Linked DNA regions of Homo sapiens: region 1 is linked to region 2. A link is a contact called in ENCODE Hi-C or POLR2A ChIA-PET data. All regions are on one chromosome and are shown on one strand. The core of a region is the stretch at or near the end of the contact, and the rest is flanking DNA. Distances in the headings are between cores, read along the strand shown.

Region 1 (3,592 bases), core at 514-3,013, 37 kb before region 2:
CCATAAGCAGCAGTGAAGGAAACCAAGTCTTTGGAACCAGTCATATTCCTCCAAGGTTGTACAAACTCAGCCTTGATATGACCTTTTCTGGGGTCTCAGGAAGAAAGAAAAAAAAAAAAAGTGCCTTCATGGTAAAGAGGTATCAGACCAATTAATAAGGCAGATTTGAAAGCTTCTGAAATGCACCTGAGCAAGAAGTCAGGTGTTGAGTTCACCTGCTCTACAGACAAGAAAAATGCTTTTTCGGTTCCTATTTAGATAAAGCTGGACATAAATCATTCTTTGAAAAGCTGTCTTGGGTGCCTTTCTTGGTGGGGGCTTAAGCCCTTTCCAAACATTGCCTCATTAATCCTGGCAGACACGAAGAGAAAAAGGCTTGACAGACATCACTTTTGATGTCACTGAACAGATGTCACTGAGTAACTGGCCTCCAACTTTAAGACACACGCAAGTTCCTGCTGGATGTGGTACAAGATCCTCCCTGCTCACTGGCTGTTAGCTACCCTGCCCTGTGGCCTGGAGGAGGGAGGGTGTGTGTGTGTGTGTGTGTGTGTGTGTATACACATACGTGTAAGTACTTTTAGTCTTAATTATACTATGAACAGAAAATGGGGCAACAGCCACTAGTGTTACTAGCTGGGTGGCTGGGATATATTTTACCAGGAAATCTATATTCTCTTCTGAAACGGCCAGATTTTTGCAAGCATTTTCCCCATCTCAGGGTGGGTGGGCTGTTGTCCTTGGTAAATGCTTTTTGTTTATTTCCAGCCCTTCCAACATGTTGGCGAATTATTGCAATATGAACTTCTAATCCGAAAAGGGGGGTGAGGAAGGGCACTGAGAAGAAGAGAAAGTTATAACAAACTCAAGCGACTGACACCCCAGTTTTACTTGTCCCTTTGGACTTGTTTAGGAGTTGGGTCCTGTTTGGTGTTTCAAAGGAGGGAAAAGATATAAAAGTACAAGGTGCCTTAGAAATGGAAATCTTCTGATGTGGCCTCTTCTTTTCTTTTTAATAAAGAAGGTTAAAGAAAAAAACGAAGAGAGAGAAGACAGGGAGAAGACAGAGAGACAGTGACAGCCAGAGAAACAGAAAGAGAAAAAGTTGGGGGTGGGGGGGGGGGCGCAAGAGGGAGAAGAGGAAAGACAGGAAAAGAAAAGGAAAAGAAAAAGAGGAAAGAAAGAAGAAAAGAAACAAAAAGAAGAGAGAGAAAGGAAAGAAAGAGAAAGAGAGAAAGAGAGAAAGCGAGAAAGCGAGGAAGAGAGGAGAGGGCGAGTGCCCCGAGGGAGTCGGGCAAAAGCGAAATCCCGGCTTCCTACCCGGGACAGCGGGAGAGCCGAGTTTTCCGCAGCGGCCGCGGGCTCGGAGCTTTTAAGGGTTTCTAATCCTGGAAGGCTGTCTGACATCACCCCGTTTCTTGTCGGCTGATGTTTCGTACAAGCCTCTCATTTCCTCAGTGTTTTCAGAGCCACCAATTACTGCAACAGTCTCGTGTTTATGTTTGCGCGCGCTCTCCTGCCTCGCTGGCCCTCCGCCTGGGAGGCTGCGCTTCCCTCCGACGCGCGGAGCCCAGAGGGGGTGGGTCGGGGGAGCGGGGAGGGGGGAATCTGGATCAGGCATTGAAGAAAAAGGGAGGGGTCCCCCTTAATTTTTTTTCATTGACTTCAGCACCATGTGATCAGGAAGTCTGGCCTCCCTCCATTTCCCCTCCCGACTAAAGGGAAACATTGTGTAGCAGCCGCCTGGGCCACCGGTGGGATGGCCTTCGCTGCCTGACGTAGGGAGATAAAAATAACCGGCATATTTAAGGCAGGATCAGGAATCCCGGCGCTCACACGCGGCCTGGTCAGTTCCCGAGGCCGCCCGGCAGGCAGCGCAGCCTGCGGGGAGGCCCCGCGCTCGACTGTGCGCGCCCCACCGCAGGCAGTGCTAGGGCGTACGACCGGACCCCGACCCTGACCCCGACCTTGACCTCGGGACCCAGGCCGACTCAGGCCTGGCTGAGCCTCCCAGATTCCCCAGGGAGGCCGAGCAAGACCGGCCCGAGGCAGTCTGGCTCAGGCTCGCTGGGCTGGGGCTGGGCCTGGGTTCTCTGTCCGGCCTCCCGGGAGACGAGAAGGAAGGATGCCGTGGCAAAGGGAGGGTAGTGCGAAGTTTGATGCCGAGGGGGGTTACAGAGCCTCTGTCTCAAGAGAAGGCGCACAAGGTGCCACCAAAAAAGCCACTTGTTTCTAGCCAGGCCCCCAACTCAGACCCACCACTGTGTGCACAAACTCTCAAATCAAATCTGCCTTCTCTATCCCCACTTTGCCTTCCAACTGCACATTGCAAAGATTTGCAAACATGTGGCAGGGCTGGAAATAAACAAGAAGCATTTAGCAGGCAAAAGGCACTGATGTGTTTCCACATTCATGCTCTCCTTGAAACCTCAACCCACACTACACAGGAAGTTCTGTTATCCTTATCTTACACAATGGGAAACTGAGGCTCGGGGAGATGGAGCCACACATGGGCAATGCTTTCCCTACCACCTCAGTGGCCTCTCGAAACTGCATGACATTGGCACATTGCTTTATCATTCTGGAAACCCCCTACCCTCTCTTCTTCCTCCTCCCTAAATAAAATTATTACCAAGCAAAAACAATGATGGTGAGCTTTCACTGACCTATGAAATCTCAGGTTTGCCCTAGCCCTGGGGCACAAAGAAGTTTTCACATCCATTTAATAATGGGAAATCTCCCTGCCTTCTGATGTCTAAAGTAACAAGATGTTTCAAAATTCCTGGCAGCTTTTCACCTAAAAACCAGATGTGCTGATGAAAAATGAACAGACATTCACCGCTAATCCAGAGATAGCAAATACCTATTTATCTGGGTAGAAGAGGCAAAGAACTTCCATTTTGGGAGATTTGGGAATTTAACCATCTATGGGGATGGAGACCCCGGAGTCTGGCAAGATTTTTCTGAATCTAAGCACCCAGCACAATGCCTAAGACTGAAAATACTCAATCCATAATTGTTGGATTGAGTGAATGGGGGGTGGGGGTGGGTTGTGGAAGGTGATAAGCAGCACTTAAAAACACATTGGGATGAGGTATGCTGGTCATATCTTTAGTGATCATATAAGCATGATCTCATTTAGTCCTTATAACTACCCTAGTCTGCAGGTATCATTATCATCCCTGCCTTGTATGTAGGGAAACTGTAGTGCAGAGAAAAACTGCCCAAGGTAACACAGCTGGGTGCTGGAATTTGAACGCATGCAATCTGACTGCAGTAGCCAAGTTCTTCACCACTAGACTAAATCCAAAGAGTTGTGCCATGAGATGTCAGAGAAAGGGACCTGTTATTTACTAAGCACCTCTTTTGACTCAAGCTCCATGCTTACTACTGGAGAGGCGGGTCAGACACCACAGGATCCAGGCTCTCAAAGAGGTGACTCCGGAAGCAAGACTGGACTTCAGACTCCTTGAAAGCAGCCCTAGTTCTCATTCACCTCTATCTTGCCAAACATCAACTATCACAAATGTCTGTTGAATCGTTCCCCCTGAGAGAAACCTTCTTTGACCACCACCAACCGCAGCATTTTAGA
Region 2 (3,659 bases), core at 34-2,533:
GGCTGAGGTAGGAGGATGGCTTGAGCCCAGGAGGTGGAGGTTGCAGTGAGCCAAGTTATCATGACTGCACTCCAGCCTGGGTGATAGAGCCAGACCCTGTCTCAAAAAAATAAATTAATTAAGTTAAATTAAATTAATGCAGAAGTTGAGGGACAATCAAACAATTTGTCCAACATCTCATCACTAGAAAGTATCAGAGCCCAAATTCTAGCTCCAACCCTGACTCTAAAACCTGCAGCCTTTGTATGCGGACATACTGTGTTCCAGTGCAGAATAGAATGCCAAGTCACAAGCAAAGAGAAAAGGACATACCAGAAAACATTGTCAGCCCAAGAATATAACCAGAGAAGACAAAGAAAGAGTTACAAACATTCAGGAAACATGAGATCGGCATTACATTATGATCCCATAAACACGGTTCACATATGCAAGTTACATATAAAGCACACCCTCAGTCCCAAAGCCCTACCCCATAAGTTGCCTTGATTGGATTTCGTAAGACTACTAAGGCAGTGTCGCTCGAATCTGGTCCATGGACTGATGCTAGTCTGCGAACTACGCGTTTCCAGTTCACAATAATAAACACAGAATTGAAAGCAACATGTTAGAAACCTCTCTAGTGTTTTAACAGTGCAATAACATTCAAGCATGTGACTAGCAGACTTGTCTTCTGGAATGGGGTCTAGACTAGTTTGGGTGCTGTTGAACTCAGGTTGCATATGGCCCAAGCTGCATGCTTGTACTGGTTCATCACGGATTGAAAAATAAAAAATTAAAATAAATAGGCCGGGTGTGGTGGCTCAAGCTTGTAATCCCAGCACTTTGGGAGACCCAGGCAGGTGGATCACTTTAGGTCAGCAGTTCAAGACGAGCCTGGTCAACATGGTGAAACCCCGTCTCTACTAAAAATACAAAAATTAGCTAGGTGTGGTGGCGTGCACCTATAGTCCCAGCTACTCGGGAGGCTGAGGGAGGAGAATCACTTGAACCTGGGAGGTGGAGGTTGCAGTGAGCCAAGATCACATCACTGTACTCCAGCCTGGGTGACAGAGCAAGACCCTGTCTCAAAAAAAAAAAAAAAAAAAAAAAAAAAAAAAGATAAATAAATGAATTAAAAAAAAAAAATCCCTGGTGGTTCCCCAGAGAAAGTTGGAAAAGCACCACCCTAGAATTCAGCTGGGTAAATATAATTACCCTCATTTACAAGTAAAGAAAATGAGATTCAAGGAGACTGAGTCACTTTTCCAAGGTCAACACCCCTGGGAAGAGGCAGGACAGGAAAACACTCTAGTTCAATGACAAATGAGAACTATGAAATCTCCCAGCTCCTGATAACAGAAAGTGCTGGCAAGAGGGGCCTGTAAAAAGGTGGAGGCTTGTTTAAAAAAAAAAAAAAAAAAAGCATTTCCCTCAGCTTTGCCATTGCCAAAAGTTCAGCCAAGATAAAATGCCTCTGATGAGAACTACCTATAAAGTGAGGCCAGGAATAAAAGGGAAATGGATGGGCTCATTCCTGGCAAAGCCCTGTCTTGTGCATCCTGATTTACTAGTGTTACTTGTAGAACTGACTTGTTGTTACTACAATTTCACCATAAATTACGAAGACGAAGGTGTCTTCTCAAAGCCCTTCCAGTCTGGCTCCAGATTTTACCAGCCCCATCACTGACTCTAGGCCCAGCCAAACTGAACCTCCCACCCTCTCAGAGCTAACGTTGGTTATTTTAGAATGTTCCACTATCACCTCTCTCTTCTTCTTACTCAACTAGAAAAGCCCTGCTCTCCATGAAAACATTTTTGGAATATTGTTATAGCTAAGACCCTGGGTTTCAAGAACCAAGGCTCATTTAAGCTCATTTTTAAAGGACGGGGAATGTATGTGGGGCTGTTCAGTGGTCTCATGCAGACATTCCAGGACAGGAAGGGCCACAGTGGGGACTGAGAAACATTGTCACCCCCGGCAGCTCCTAATGTTTTTTCTGTTTCTGAAGTCACTGGACTCTCTAGCCCTCGCTACATCTCTGCTTTCTCCCTAGGCGTCTCCTGTTTCCTTGTTGCTTTAGTGTCCCTACACCTTCACTGGTAGACAATCATTGTGGCTTCCCAATTCTACCTTGCATATTTGCAAATGCAGCACCAGCACCAACTAGATCCATCCCTCTCTTCCCAAGTCTAACTTCCCGAAGAAGGAATCTGATTGGCTGAGCTCAACTTTTCAAGTCAGGCCACTAATCAATGATCTCCAGCCTATCTAAGAATTAGCTTACTTGGGGCCTGAGGTCAATCTCTGGTCTCAACAGCTATTGTCAGGAAAGGCCAGGTATGTGACATGGAGAATGTCTGCTTAAATGCAGGAGACTGGAAGCAGGTGGGTCTAGACCACTGATATGGTCTTTAAAGGAATTAAAGAGAAATTAATAAACTCCTATTTTTGCTTCAGTTCCCAACTCTCGTGACACTTTCTCTAGGAGGTCTTCCATGATTTCTTCAGGTTAGTTTTTGTTTTTGTTTTCTTTTTTTGAGACAGAGTCTTGCTCTGTCACCCAGGCTGGAGTACAGTGGCACAATCTTGGCTCACTGCAACCTCTGCCTCCCGGGTTCCAGCAATTCTCCTGCCTCAGCCTTCCAAGTAGCTGGAACTACAGACAGGCACCACCATGGCCAGCTAATTTTTTTGTATTTTTAGTAGAGATGGGGTTTCGCCATGTTGGCCAGGCTGGTCTCAAACTCCTGACCTCAAGTGATCCACCTGCCTCGGCCTCCTAAAGTGCTGGTATCACAGATGTGAGCCACTGTGCCTGGCCTATCTTCAGGTTGATTTTTGTTCCTTATGTTCTTGCAACACAGTGTAAGTCCCTCTCTAGGAGCTCTCATCATGTTAATTAGAAACTGCTTGCTTGCATCTCTTCTTTCCCCACTAGATTATGAGGGCTTTGAAGATCTGGACCACACCACGACCACCTTTGAATCCACAGCATGGAGCTTGGTGTTGAACATAGAAGGAGAACAGGAAATGAGCATGGAATGAATGACTGAATTTACAACCGGATAAGTCAGCACCTGAATAAAAGGCTGACGAGTGAATTATGCTGAAACAAATGTAGGTCCCTCTGCATCCACTCCAGATCAACTAAGGAGAATGACAGGGGTAGAGTGGGTGGGAGGGAAGGGGCAATGGAAAGGTAGGAAGATTCTTTACAAGAACAAGTAAAGTGAAAGAAAAATCACCCCAAAAGGAAGAGACAAAGAAGTAGTTGAACTTCTTTGTGGCAGCATCTTTTACTTCCAGATGTTTCTTTAGGTATTTCTGCATTCCTTGGTCTAGCAGGGGAATGAAAGATTAAAGCTTGGATTCATCTTCCACAACTGTAAAATGGAGATAGGTCCAGCTGCTTGGCTGGGTGACTGGGAGAATAAAAAATGAGATAATAGATGAAAAGTACCCAGCAGAGCACCTGGGGGCAGGTAAAAAAGGCTCATACACTGTGGGTCACAGTGGAGAGTTTCAGAAATGCCCAGAACCTACCAAGCAACCTCTCAATGGCAGGAGGAAGTATGTCCTGGGACTTTCACAGGGAAGCACTGAATCTTTATTAAATTACCCTTCCCCCTGGGGTTTAGAGCAAGAGGCAGCAGGGCTGTTCCTGCCTCACTGATGGCAA

The links. A loop is a pair of places that touch in the nucleus more often than their neighbours do. ChIA-PET counts read pairs that join two places held with the same protein, here RNA polymerase II (POLR2A). Pooled maps may share reads with other maps.
Region 1: a loop to region 2 is called in a map of heart left ventricle, with 6 times the contacts of the local background. The contact joins two enhancer-like sites. A Hi-C loop is called at or near these places in 8 of 168 maps with a recorded cell type or tissue (Caco-2, cardiac septum, endothelial cell of umbilical vein and 3 more) and 11 of 50 pooled maps. POLR2A ChIA-PET finds 5 or more read pairs at or near these places in 4 of 52 experiments (Panc1, WTC11, activated T-cell and 1 more).

Annotation. Positions count from the first base shown.
Region 1 is chr9:107,635,967-107,639,558 of GRCh38, reverse strand. All of the region lies in intron 8 of LOC105376205 (a long non-coding RNA gene), which reads right to left. Among named protein-coding and RNA genes, the nearest start is that of KLF4, 150 kb to the right of the region's middle. RefSeq lists enhancers at 1,449-1,997, 1,998-2,546. Within about 2 kb of position 1,763, at least 30 of the 41 ENCODE cell types and tissues checked have a DNase peak (open chromatin) inside an H3K27ac peak, as active enhancers do; they include ovary, where a contact is called at or near this core.
Region 2 is chr9:107,598,120-107,601,778 of GRCh38, reverse strand. All of the region lies in intron 5 of LOC105376205 (a long non-coding RNA gene), which reads right to left. Among named protein-coding and RNA genes, the nearest start is that of KLF4, 110 kb to the right of the region's middle. Within about 2 kb of position 1,283, at least 4 of the 41 ENCODE cell types and tissues checked have a DNase peak (open chromatin) inside an H3K27ac peak, as active enhancers do; they include ovary, where a contact is called at or near this core.